Regions from separate parts of the Homo sapiens genome. Here region 1 is linked to region 2. A link is a contact called in ENCODE Hi-C or POLR2A ChIA-PET data. All regions are on one chromosome and are shown on one strand. The core of a region is the stretch at or near the end of the contact, and the rest is flanking DNA. Distances in the headings are between cores, read along the strand shown.

Region 1 (6,147 bases), core at 1,326-3,825, 7.2 Mb before region 2:
AAGGACTGGAGTTTGCTAGGAGGAGATGAGCAGAAAGGACAGGAGAAAACATATTTTGTGTTAGACCGAAATCTGTGATCACTGGTAGAAACTTTTAGTATCAGTTGACCTCTTGTCTCTGATCATCTCCTTTGTCAAAATGACAACACTTTTTTGCAATTGAGATTGGTTCCTCTTTCAGACTTGGCTTCAAGATTTGATCTCTTGGGGTCGTGCTGTCTTTAGCAGTGGAAACTCAAAAAATTACAAATTTGTAACCCTGAATTGTAGTCCATTTCCCATTACCAAGTGTTTAGAGTGCCCTAGTGGCAACTGTAAGTCACCTTTTATAGTGAGGTGTTACTAGCTCACTTTTAAATAAAATTGGAACAGCTTGGCTTTTGTCAATGTAGCAAAAGATGATTTTTTAAAAGGTGGGGGTGGGGCACAGTGGTACACACCTGTAATCTCAGTACTTTGAGGCTGAGATGAGAAGATCACTTGAGACCAGGAGTTCAAGGTCAGCCTGGGCAGTATAGTGAGACCTCATCTCTACAAAAAAATTGTAAAATTAGCTGGGCGTAGTGGCACACACCTGTAGTCCTAGCTACTCAGGAGGCTGAGGCAAGAGGATCACTTGAGCCGAGGAGTTCAAGGCTGCAGTACGCTGTGTGCACTCCAGCCTGGGCAATGGAGCAAGACCCTGTCTCTTAAAAAAAAAAAAAAAAAAGAGAGAGAGAGGAAAGAAATAGGGGAAATAGTAAAGCAGTATATTTTGTGTTAAATACCCTCACTCTGCTATGTATCTGCATAGCATTTTACCATGCAGAAGTACTGTATTTTCTAAATGGTAACATAAAAATTAATGAATATTAAATTTTCTTAACATAGTGATGCTAACTCTAATCTTGTTCTTAACTATTGAATAATGTTACTTCTCCATAATGTTAACAAATTGAAAGTGCTACTATGGATATTGACACTGATTTTTCTGTGAAAATGATAAATTTTCAGTTTTTAAAAATTATTTTTTAAATAGATGCTGTGAGAGACCGTCTGATCCAATTGTTTTATTAATCTACCATACAATAAAACTAGACCTACATCTTTTAAAGGAAAAATTTAAGCATCTACCGAATATAATATTAAAATGCCACCTGTAACTCTTAGAGAAGTGTCTAAGGATTATTTGAAAATGTCTGCTTTCCTTTTGCATGATATATATATCTTTATGAAAATAGGTTATAGTGATTAACCTAGATATATTCCATTCAGTTGTATAATTGTGATGATAAACAGTTCTTAAACATGTCCAAAGAAGCCAAAAGCCAGTAGGCAGTAAACTGTTCACATTCCTAGGAGGGTAACATATTTTGTCTGGATCACTGGGTTTTGTATATAAACTTAAGAAATTGAGTCCTTGATCCTATGTCCTTTTGAGAATTATCACCGACTGGCATAAGTGATTAGATTAGATAAATATATTGAATGTGTTTGTGGAAGATGAGAGGGGATGCTAAACAGGAAGTATAGCAGGAAGACTGGCAGTTTCTGCTTTTGTCTTAGTATCTTTGAGAGATAGTGCTGTTTCCTGCTAAGTAATTTTGCGTGTTACAGAGTATTTAAACACTCATATGCATGGTGTTCGAGTTCACAAAGGGAGTGTGGAATGACCCTCTTCAAACCATCCTATCACACTGGTTTTCTTTTTTCTAAACCACAGTTACTTTTGCACCAACCTAATACTAAGCTTTCCTCTTTGTAGACAAACAAGAGGTGGTTAGAAATGTTTTAGACAAATCTATTTGATTTGAAGTAGGTATTTTTGAGTGCACAGGTTAAATTCCTGCACAGCTGCAAGTATACTACATGACTTTGTAACAGGACATTCAGTTACAGCTCCTAGGTCCTGTGGTCTGTATAAAAAAGAGCTGTACCCATAGGCCTTTCAGAAGTGCCTCCTAGAGTAGTGTTTACAAAGACTTAATTTTAAATGTAATTCTCATTCCTTCTTTGATTAAAGATCTGTAACATGACAGTTGTTTGATCATATCATGTTTTCACAGTTGTCCAGAGTGTTCTTTTTATTGTAATTACATGTATAAAGGGGTATTTTTGGAAAAGTGAAGAATCACCTTTGATAGTGTCCTAGTGCAGTTGTTACCTGCATCTATCCCTGTTAAATACCGTTAGCCTGTTTCTCCAGCACACAGCTAAAGCATTTTGCCAGTTGTTAAACATGGAAAAGTCAAACTTCAGAAAATAACTAGTCACCACTTTACACCAGGCAACTTCACTGAAAAGTTTTCTTATGAAACTCACTGCATTTTACAAAATGAGGAGTCTATTTTAAAATAGGTAAGATGTGTTCCTTAACTTCCCGTGTAAAAACTTGGCCTCAAACCTTGCTAGAGTTCTTATATTGCTGCTTAAGCACTGTCCACACACACTGTTTTTGGGGGGAGTGAGGTCTCGTTTCATTTCCTGTATCCTTTGTAACAAGGGTTGTTGGCTTTAGCAGCAGCATTCAAACAGTTAAGACTGTCTTAAGGAAACAAGCAGCCTCAGCCCTCCCTCCTTCCCTTTCTCAGCCAGTCTCTGGCTTCCTCTTACGATTTCACTAATGGCAGCTCAAAGCTGCTGAGCTCTGCCCTGACGGCATGCGCCCCCGCTTCTGTGAGAGCACGCTTCCTGGCATGGGGGTCGAATCATGTCGATAAAATGGGCTCGGTTTCATGAAGTACCCCACATAACAGTGAGATTCATAGGACCAAAGCATGGGGAGGTAAGAGCCTGACTTCTTTAAAGCACTAAATTCTAGTAAACACAGAAAGAGCCAGTGGAGTTGGTTGTTTTGTTTTGTTTCCATCCTGGGAAGAACTAATTTGGATTGTTGCAAAGGGAAGCTATTTCTTATTTATTCAGGTTTGAAGAGCATTGCAAGGCTTGAGAGGATAAGCTGGTTGCCATAAAAAGATTTTTTAAACGATTGAAGTATAATTTAACTTTCCTGAGCAAAAAAATCAGATGCTTTTCCATTTAACATTTTATGCATGGAAAAACCTTTAGCAAAATTTAGTTAAAAGAAAGAAATTATTTGAAAAAACCCAAATTTAGTTGTTGATTATTACTAAAGTTTTATGTACTTTAGTGATTACCAATTTTCACTCAGAACAGCTTCCTGTTTTGTAAAGTGAAGGAGTTTTTCTCCCTTCCTCTCTCATTATTTTTTATAGTTCAAAAGTGTAGTAATTTGGCTCTTAGATGTTCATTATATGTATTTGATTAACAAAAGACTTCACATGAATCATAGATCTAGCAATTATTTACCATTTCATTACAGTGGTTGGGTTCTGAACAGAAAGTCAGAAGACCTGGGTTCCCATTTTGACTGTGCTGATCATCTGTTGTGTGACCTTTTGCAAGTCAACCAACCTCTCCAGTCCCTGGCAGCATAGTGCAGTGTATGAGAGCTGAGCTTTACAGTCAGCCAGATCTGAATCTTAATTTCAGCTTGAGCAGTTATTGGCGTGTGGCCTCAAATGCATTATTAAACATCTCTAAGCTTCAATCTCTTCAGATGTAAAATGGAGATAATACCTAGTATTATCATTGGGTTGTTGTGAGAAAATACATGTAAATTGCTTACTACAGTGCTTAGCACGTAGTAACTGTTCAGATTTTTAGCTGTTATTTATTATCTTTATCCTCTACGTTGTAAAATGGGAAGCATAATGCTCACCCTGCCCACTTCAGAGTTATTGAGTCAGACGAAATGATGTATGTAGAAGACATTGATTCAAAATGTTAAGGCATTTAGTAGTTGTCATGATCACTGACTTGGGACACCCATTTTCCTGGAATTTTTTTAGGACATAACAATGGTATTGACAATAGGTAAAACCTCTTACCTTGTGAATGGTAGGTCTTTGTAGTCCAGTTGGTTTGAAAGGAAATTATTTCATTGATACTGATAAGCCAGCCAAGTACTCTGCCAAACAGTGCTTCTAAAGGACCTTTTATGGAGAGCATGGTTATATCCCCATGGTCCTGGCCTCCTAAGGATGGTGTCCACCTGAAATGTCCCTGACTGCTTTAGATATTTCATTAAGGACCCACCACTCATCAGTAGTTCTTCAAGTTTTCAGTGTTTGAATTCCTTTCCGTTCCTCTTCATGACTGTGTAAGCTTTGACAACAGCCTCTCTTAGATTGAGGCTTGATGTCATATGAGTCCTCTGCTTTCAGTCTGTCTCTAGAACATTTCTGACATTCCTGCAGTATTCTTAAGGTGACATGGCCAACTTAATCTGGCACTTAGAGCTCCTGACTCTCAGCCCAGTGCCCCCACTGTTCACCCAGTCTCATGTCTCATTTGCTGGTGTCCCCTGTGCTTTGTACCTAGCCCGGTTTTGGCCTGCTCAGTAAGTAGAAGCACCTGGGCAGTGGCTGGGCACACAGGAAGCACAAGATGAGTATCAGTTTCTGTTGCCACTCTGACAAGTGAGGGAAGACCACAGGAAAGAAAGGAGCTTCACAAAAGAGGTCAGAGAGCACGGCGTAGGAAGCTTATCTTTCCAACCTAGGGACACTGCCTGCTTTTCCTGCCTTCCTGCACCCCTAGGTACTCAGGGTAGAGGAGTGAGCTACTAAGCCTTGGGACTTCCTTTCCCTGGAACCCCATTTTTTTAAAGGAAGTGACCCTGTTGGTATCTAGCTTGAGGAACAACAAAGGTGGTTTTTGAGAAAAATTATTAACAAGGCTCCTTCCTGTCATCCGTGCATTCTCCTATCCTCCCTGCCCTGCACCGTTGTCCTTTAGCCACTCCCCAATTTCTTCTATCTTCCCTGCTCACATCAAAACTTCCTTTCCCTTACTGCAAGCAATACCTTTCTGTGTTGGCTTAGGAGAATAATGAGCTAATGAAACTCATTTCCAGTAAATTATGAGTAATTAATAATATTGCTAAGCATTATTGTGTATTCACTGTGTGCCAGGCACTGTGCAAAATGCTTTAGAAATGTATTATCTCACCTAATTGTCATATGTTTTAAAAAACATATGAGATGGGTACTTTTGTGATTACTCCCATTTGACAAATGAGAAAACTAAGGCTCAGAGAAATAATTTACCTAGGGTCACGCTATTACTGAGTAGTAGTAGTGGTGGTGGTGGTGATGGTGGTGGTGGTGGTGGTGGCAGTAGTGGTAGTAGTGGTAGTAGTACCTGAATCTGAACCGAGGTCTGGTACCATCGTCCGTATTCTTAACCACTGTACGGTTTTCCAGCCTCCCCTTCTTATCAGTCTCCTCTTGCCGGTTTGAAAATTAGGGCAAAGTTAATATTTACAAACCTTAAAATTCTAATTAGCAGAAACTGAAAATGTATATGTGGGGCATATTTAATATTTCTAACTAGAGTAAAGGAGGAGACTTTATACATACTCCGTCACTTAGGGATATGCAATTGATGTGAGAAAGAGAGGAGCCTCGGTAATTTTTCATGCCACCCAGGCATCTTTTTTTCCCTCAGGCTGATCCCAGAATTGCTGCCACCCTTTTTTCTGCCCTCTGCCTAAAGCTGGCCCTAAACCCATGACTCTCTTCCTGTGTGGACTGTGCTGTAGCTTGCTGAGGAAGGGCTGTACTGAGGTGTCAGAAGCCTCCTTGCAGTGCTGGTCCTTGGGTATTGTGTCTGTTGGTAGAAGTAACCAATGAATAAGCCACTGCCAGAACTGTTCCGCCTGCCCAGTTTTCGTGTGAATTTTCTAATGTAGCTTGCGTGCCAACGCCTTAATTTAAAAAAACAAAACAAAACACTTTGCCCAGAACTTTGTTTCTCACTCCTTTCCAAAATAGTCACCAGCTGTTGTTAACCACATGCCATCTGGGTGCCCAGGTAAGGAGAAAGCCCTCCAGTGTTCAATTAACTGTGGATTATTTTCTTTTCTTCGGCAGGAAAAGGAAAAAGAAAAAGATAAGATTAAGGAGAAGGAGAAAGATTCTAAAGACAAGGAGAAAGATAAGAAGACTGTCAACGGGCACACTTTCAGTTCCATTCCTGTTGTGGGTCCCATCAGCTGTAGCCAGTGTATGAAGCCCTTCACCAACAAAGATGCCTATACTTGTGCAAGTAAGAGACATGCTTCTTCCTCTCGTAAGATGGAAC
Region 2 (6,142 bases), core at 1-2,500:
AAATTTATCTTTGTGTGTAGAGTATGGAATTGAAACAGTTTGGATTATGGATTTTACCTAGATTGGACATTGTTGATTTTGTTTGGTGTAAATCTAAAGTGGATTTCTTCAGTGAGGGAGAGACATGGTTCTGGCAGATTATGTTGAATAAGGAAAGTTGATTGGATTTTTTTGGGTGTGTGAATATGCTTGTCTGAATGGAGTGCTTGGTAGGATATTGTTTCTGGAATTAGTAATTTGTTTCTGTGGATCTCATGGTTTTGATATTTAGGAGAATTTGCTTTGTGACATTACTTTGATAATTTGCAATCACGTATGTCCTATTGTTAATAACATTGTTGAAATGGGTGTATACTTACTTGATTTGAAATATAAGGGAAGTGTTGGGATATGTGTTTTCTGTTGGATTTGGACGTGGAGTTTCTTGGGTTACTGATTTAAAGGTGATCGTGTTTGGACCATACTCTTGAATTTTTGCCTGAATCAGTATGGGAAGTAAATATATTGTGATTATGAGAAGTTTCTTTGGGGGGAGGAGTGTAATATTTTCAAGGTTATATAATGGGTTAAAGAATTTTGTGAAAGAACAAAGAAAAATGGATATTCTTGAATAAAAATTGGTTGCATTAACTTTTGCTCCAGTGCAACTTGAACACTAGGGAGGCGCTCTTGAGTTGTAAAAGTTACCCCTTTCTTCCAGTGGAGATGGAAAATTCCCCCTTAAATTTTGTCTTTAGATTATTTTTAGGCATCATAAAGAAGGAAAAACTTGAATTTATATTATGAAATTAAGGTTTTACTTTTATTTAGCAATCATTTCACCCATTGGGGGATTAATTTTTAAAAAGATTAGTACTTAGCTGAGCTTTAGATTCTCTAAGAATTATCCCTTTTTCAAAATGGCTTGATAAAACACCACTTCCTGTCCAGGGAGGAAGTTATTTTAGCTCAAGGACTGAAATATTTAGCAGATCTTTAGACAAAAGGAACAAATTACATTTCTCTCTGGCTTAAAAAGGGTGCTTGAGCCAGAGGGGGTTAAGAAGCCCTCCCCCCTCCCCCTGTTGGGGTGGTCTGGAGGGGCAGGGAGGTGTGGGGGTGGGGGTCCTTAGGCTCCCTGGGATGGAGGATCTGTCTCTCTCTCTCTCTCTCCTTTTTTTTTTTTTGGTGGAGATGAAGGGGTGGGTCTATGGTACATCACCTGAGTTGTGGGGTAAATGTAGAGAGTGTCAATCAAAGGCAGAGCTCTCAGAGCTGGGAAGGAGGCTCTAGATGGCGGCTGTGCCTTAGAGAGAGCGCGCTCTGCTCCCTGCCTTTGCCTCACTTTACGCAACTTTCCCTAACTTTCGGGCAGCCTCAGGGGGCCCCCGTAGCCCCCTGCCTTTCCTAGGGACTTACTGGGGTCGATTCGAACCTTTTTTTGGGAGAAAAGCAGCTTTTAGGAGCTTTCTTTTCGTGCCTTGTTGGAAAGAAGCAGCCGTACTGAGAGCCCAGGTCGTTGTTTTTTCCAGCTTAGAAGCCATGGCGCACCTCCATTTTTGTGCGCTCTCCTAATGAGGTTTTTTTTCTTTCGGACCTGTTTTAGTATTAATTATTGCTTTATTTTTTTGACCAGTTAACATATTTGAGGGTTATTTTATTTATTTTTCGTTTTTTAACGGAGGATTTTGCCTTTATTTTTAATTATTTGGGATCTGATATTTTTCTACTAGTAGATAGGACTCTTGGTTTGGACATACTACATGGATCAGGTAAGTTCACGATCATTGGTGATAATTTTAAAGATTTATTTGTTTAAGTTTGCCTTGTTTTCTGTAAATACGAGAAATTCTTGGATGACGCAATAAGATACAGAGATTGTTATTTGTATCTAGTGTGCTACTTTGAGAAAGTTTCCTTATTGATAGTGATGCTTCCACTGTTCGGTTTATCCTGTTGTTTTTTCTTTTAAGGAAAAAATAGAAATATTTAGTTTTTTGGTGCTTACCGTTGTTGTGTTATAACAATATCGTTAACATCGTCAGGACTTTGTTCCTGATAATAAAAAGCATCGATAGAAGCCGGGACCTTACCTTTCTTTCAACTTTTGACAGTAAATACCTGGGCACAGGACTTCAAAGCAAACACAGATTCCCCCTCCCCCTTAATATTTAAGAATTAAAAGATGATGAGAAATAAGGACAAAAGCCAAGAGGAGGACAGTTCGCTACACAGCAATGCATCGAGGTATGAGCTATCAACTTTCTTCCTTTTTGTCTTTTTTTTTGGGGGAGAAACCTCAGCTTACAATTGTTTACCTTGACAGACATGGATTGCTGTCTGTTTTATTGTGTTTTTCTAATTTGGATTCGTTTTTTAAAGCATGACCTTGAGATTGCTAATATGCCACACCCTAATTTTTTGGTAGCAATTTATGAAAGTTGAGTTGTGACTTAAGGCCTCTTACAGCAGTCAAAAGGTAAGGTACCTTTATTCAAAGGGGCCTTTACTGTAATGTACAGTTTTTCTGTCAGTAAATTTCAGTTTTTAGGTTTTTGTACTGCAGAAAAATGACCTTGTCGGTTTAGCCATTGCTGCATTGCACCATTTTACATACAAGGCAAATTTTTTCTTTGAAGAATCCAGGATATCTAAACTTGTAACTGAGGGCCATAGAGAAGCCTTGTAGTAGTAAATTATAGTAAATAGACATATCAGAAAGTTATATGAATGAAAAAATGTACATTTAAAAACAAAATCACTTAAAGGACCCTTTGACTGATGCCTCTCAGTTTATATTTTTATGTGACTTTATATTTCTTTTGATACACTTGACATTTTAGGAAATTTTGATGTGATTTATCAAAACCTTTACTTGATGGTTAGAGTTCCTGCATTTATGAAATCAAATCTGTAATAACAGAAATCCTGGAATACTCTTAATATATACTTCTATTTTGTGTTTGTTACTGTGATTAATATTTGCAGTTGTATATTTTACATTTAAATTATTTTAAGGTTTGCATTTGTATGCTTAAGACATTGATTTCCTGTTGGTAGATGTATTTTATCCTCACAATTTAGATGTAGCTGCTTTAAATTTATTGATGTATTTCGACAGAGTCGTCTGGAATGCTTTATCTTCTGAAGCTTAAAAATGTACTGTTTGTGCAAATCATGATCTGTTTCACATTCCTTGGAGTACCTTGTTAGTGATGAAGTAATAAAGCCTCTAAGATGTTTTTGTTGTATGACCTCTGTATATTAATTTTTAAAAGTACATATGAATGCATTTTTTGATGTGTTCTTTATGCATTTTCATATTATAAATTTTAAATCATGCAGTTTAACAAGGATGTGATTCATTATGTGGTTTTCCTTCCCAATTTTTACTTTTCTAATTTTTATAAATAATACACTTTTCTATTAGGCTAGTGAATTTGAAAGTTTTGAACATGATGTGTTACTAATATGCTGAATTCTATTTATTTTATTTGACTGAAAGCATATTGAGCCTTGCTTTAGAAAATAAGTTACCAAATTTTTTTGCATTGAGTTGTCACCCAGTTTGTAGTGCTGTCTTAATTGAATTGCCCATGTAAATTACTAGATTAAATTGAGGACAGAAAAGTTTTTTACTCATCCTAAGCTGTTTTTTTCTGGAAAGTAATGACAATTTGAAGAAATGAGAACCTCCAGATATATTTGGCAAATTATTAAAGATTCAGCACTAAAATTGTTGCTCCCTTGAGTGTATCATTTGCATAGGTCTCACATGGGTTTTGGCTCTCTTATGCAAGGTTTGTGGTTAACATCATTGATCAGACTGTGCTTTCTAATTCTAAAAAATTGAGCAGTGTTGGTATTCTTTCAGTATTTTTACTCTCACCTGGAAAACTACCTGGAAGTTGTCAGGCATTTGCTTACTGGTAGTGGAGGTTACAGCTGTACATGAAGCATGTACTGACTGTACTTTTAAATTGGTTTGTCAAGTATACTTTGAATCATATACCTGATGGATGTCCAAAAATATTTAAGACTCTTTGAAAAGAAGATAGTTACTTTTAAATTAGTTACCCTAAATTTCATATCTTAATACATGTACATAATTATGACATCACTTCCTTTTAAAATGTGCAGCTGTAGAATGTTAGTGGTGTTTTAATGTGGTAGATTAATATTACTTCTACTGAGCTGAACTGTCCCTGTAATTAGTACTTGGTTCCTTCTGCCATCAGAGTTTTTATTGCCCAAAGTATAGTGTTTAGGGAATACTACGAAAATCACCTTTGCAGCCTGAGCCACAGAAGAGGAAATGAGTTTGCAGGTCAAGTAAACTTTGGTCTGAGAATTACTTTAGTATCTGGAAAGAATGAGTGCAAGTTTAGGTAAATCTGGTAATACCCTGTTTTTGGAAATAGTGCAGTAGTTAATAGTGGTTATATAAGTTTGTATTTTAATTTGAAGTTAATGCTAAAGTCTGTTATACTTTATCACGATTTTTGAAAATTAAAAACTTTAAAAAACGCGATTTTAAAAACATTTGATTGATATTTGTAAAATTTCTAAGTATTTAAAACAAAGTTCTAATGATGGACATACGAGAAGTATACCATACTTTTTATCTGAATAATTTGCAGCTTGGGGATAACTTAAGTAACATCAAAGAATGAAAACGGGACTGTGTGCACACAAAGAGTTCAGTGTGTTCTCCACGGCACCACGTTAGCAATTTATCTTAAGAATTGAACGAGTTTATTAAATTTATCTCCAAATCGTCTGCCTTTGAGCCAGATTTATTTTTATAACCTGAGGTGCGGGTAAATCCTACAATTTTCAGGGGCGCTTTACCAGATATTCTAAAAGGCTGGGGATGATTAGAAATGGCATAATGCAGTTACTTGTGTACTAGAACAGGCAGTTTAACTGGCAGCCATTTTATGACGCTGATAATACATTAAAAAACGGGATTTTGGAGAAGACTGAATCTAAACTAATAGAAATCTGAAATACCAAAGCCTATTTCCTTCCCCCTCTCTGCTCTTCTGGGGAACTCTGGTGCCGACATAAAAGGCAGTTCGATAGGGCACGCAGCAGCTCTTTGAGCCCCTGGCATCTTGATGCAGGTCCAGCTCAGTCACAAAATGGCTGTTCCTTTGTGCCGCAGCGCTGACAGACATACTGCATTGCACTGTGTACTCGCCAAACAGCAGGAAGTTGCCGTGCCGAGTTCAAAGGCCGGCCGGCGCCGGCGCGGGGTGCTGATTGGCTGTGCGCGCGCCTGGTAACAGCAGGGTCAACGGCGGCGCCTTCGGCAGCCTCCGCCCCGTGACGTCAGACGGCTCCCCTGGGGGGCGGGGAGAGAACGCAGTGACGTCTGGCCGCGTGCGCATGTCGGGCGCTTTCTCCTCCCCCTACCCAGGGAGCCGCACGCCGAGGGGAAAAGGAAGGGAACTCTAGTTGGGACTTTCCGGTGGGCGGCTTCTTTCCTGGACGCGTTTGCTCCTGGCAGTCTTGTCCGCCCTTGCCTGTAGCGGTCCGCACCCTGTAGTGTGTTCTTTTGCCCATTTCCGGGAATGGTTTATCCTCTTTGAGAAGCGGCTGCTTTTGGAGAAAAAGTGCAGGCACTATTTATAAATTTTAAAGGCACTATTTGGAAATCTTAAAATAGAAAATTTGCCCAGTTTTACATTTTCCCTTTTCATACCTTAGCGTCCCTTCTCCCCGCCCCCGTTCAGTGTGAAGAGATGAGTGGGTTTAATTTTGTTACAATTGACCAAAACGTTTGAGTGTCAGAGGCGGATACTTTTATTTTAGTGAAAACCTCTTGACGGGTGTTAACAGCTGTTTAATACATGGCTCATAAACAAAGGGAAGATTATTTGAACTTGTCCCCATGCGTTTTTACTTGGTACCGTACATTTTCTCAGTTGGCATTTGATGGAGAAAAACTCAGGTCAGTATGTGCTAAGTACTATATATTTAAGATTCACAGTGGGATAGTTTAGTAGAAAATAGAAAATTTCACGTTCAATAACATTAAAAAGTGGCAGAATACAGCGTTAGGCAACCATTACTATGTAAGTAAATGTCAGAAAACTACTCTTTTAAGTGTTAATAGCACTTGCTAATGCAGGGTGACTGACAGCTTGGCTGATAGTGG

What was found. Hi-C counts contacts between places; a loop is a spot of excess contacts on that map. ChIA-PET counts read pairs that join two places held with the same protein, here RNA polymerase II (POLR2A). Pooled maps may share reads with other maps.
Region 1: a loop to region 2 is called in a map with no recorded cell type, with 13 times the contacts of the local background. The contact joins the enhancer-like site here to the promoter of CHD2 in region 2. A Hi-C loop is called at or near these places in 3 of 37 single-sample maps with no recorded cell type and 2 of 50 pooled maps. POLR2A ChIA-PET finds 5 or more read pairs at or near these places in 1 of 52 experiments (T-cell).

What each region holds. Positions count from the first base shown.
Region 1 is chr15:85,687,341-85,693,487 of GRCh38, forward strand. AKAP13 (A-kinase anchoring protein 13) reads left to right here. Exons shown (of 37, transcript NM_007200.5): 17 at 5,937-6,111. Among named protein-coding and RNA genes, the nearest start is that of LINC02883, 68 kb to the right of the region's middle. RefSeq lists enhancers at 257-566, 4,160-4,209, 4,360-4,449, 5,390-5,439, 5,880-5,929. Within about 2 kb of position 2,576, at least 31 of the 41 ENCODE cell types and tissues checked have a DNase peak (open chromatin) inside an H3K27ac peak, as active enhancers do.
Region 2 is chr15:92,899,074-92,905,215 of GRCh38, forward strand. CHD2 (chromodomain helicase DNA binding protein 2) reads left to right here and starts at 1,251. Exons shown (of 39, transcript NM_001271.4): 1 at 1,251-1,751; 2 at 2,094-2,226. The coding sequence starts at 2,165. MIR3175 (microRNA 3175) reads left to right here and starts at 5,326; the gene lies at 5,326-5,402. RefSeq lists enhancers at 1,270-1,339, 1,380-1,589, 4,859-6,058, 4,920-5,099, 5,380-5,619 and a silencer at 5,170-5,219.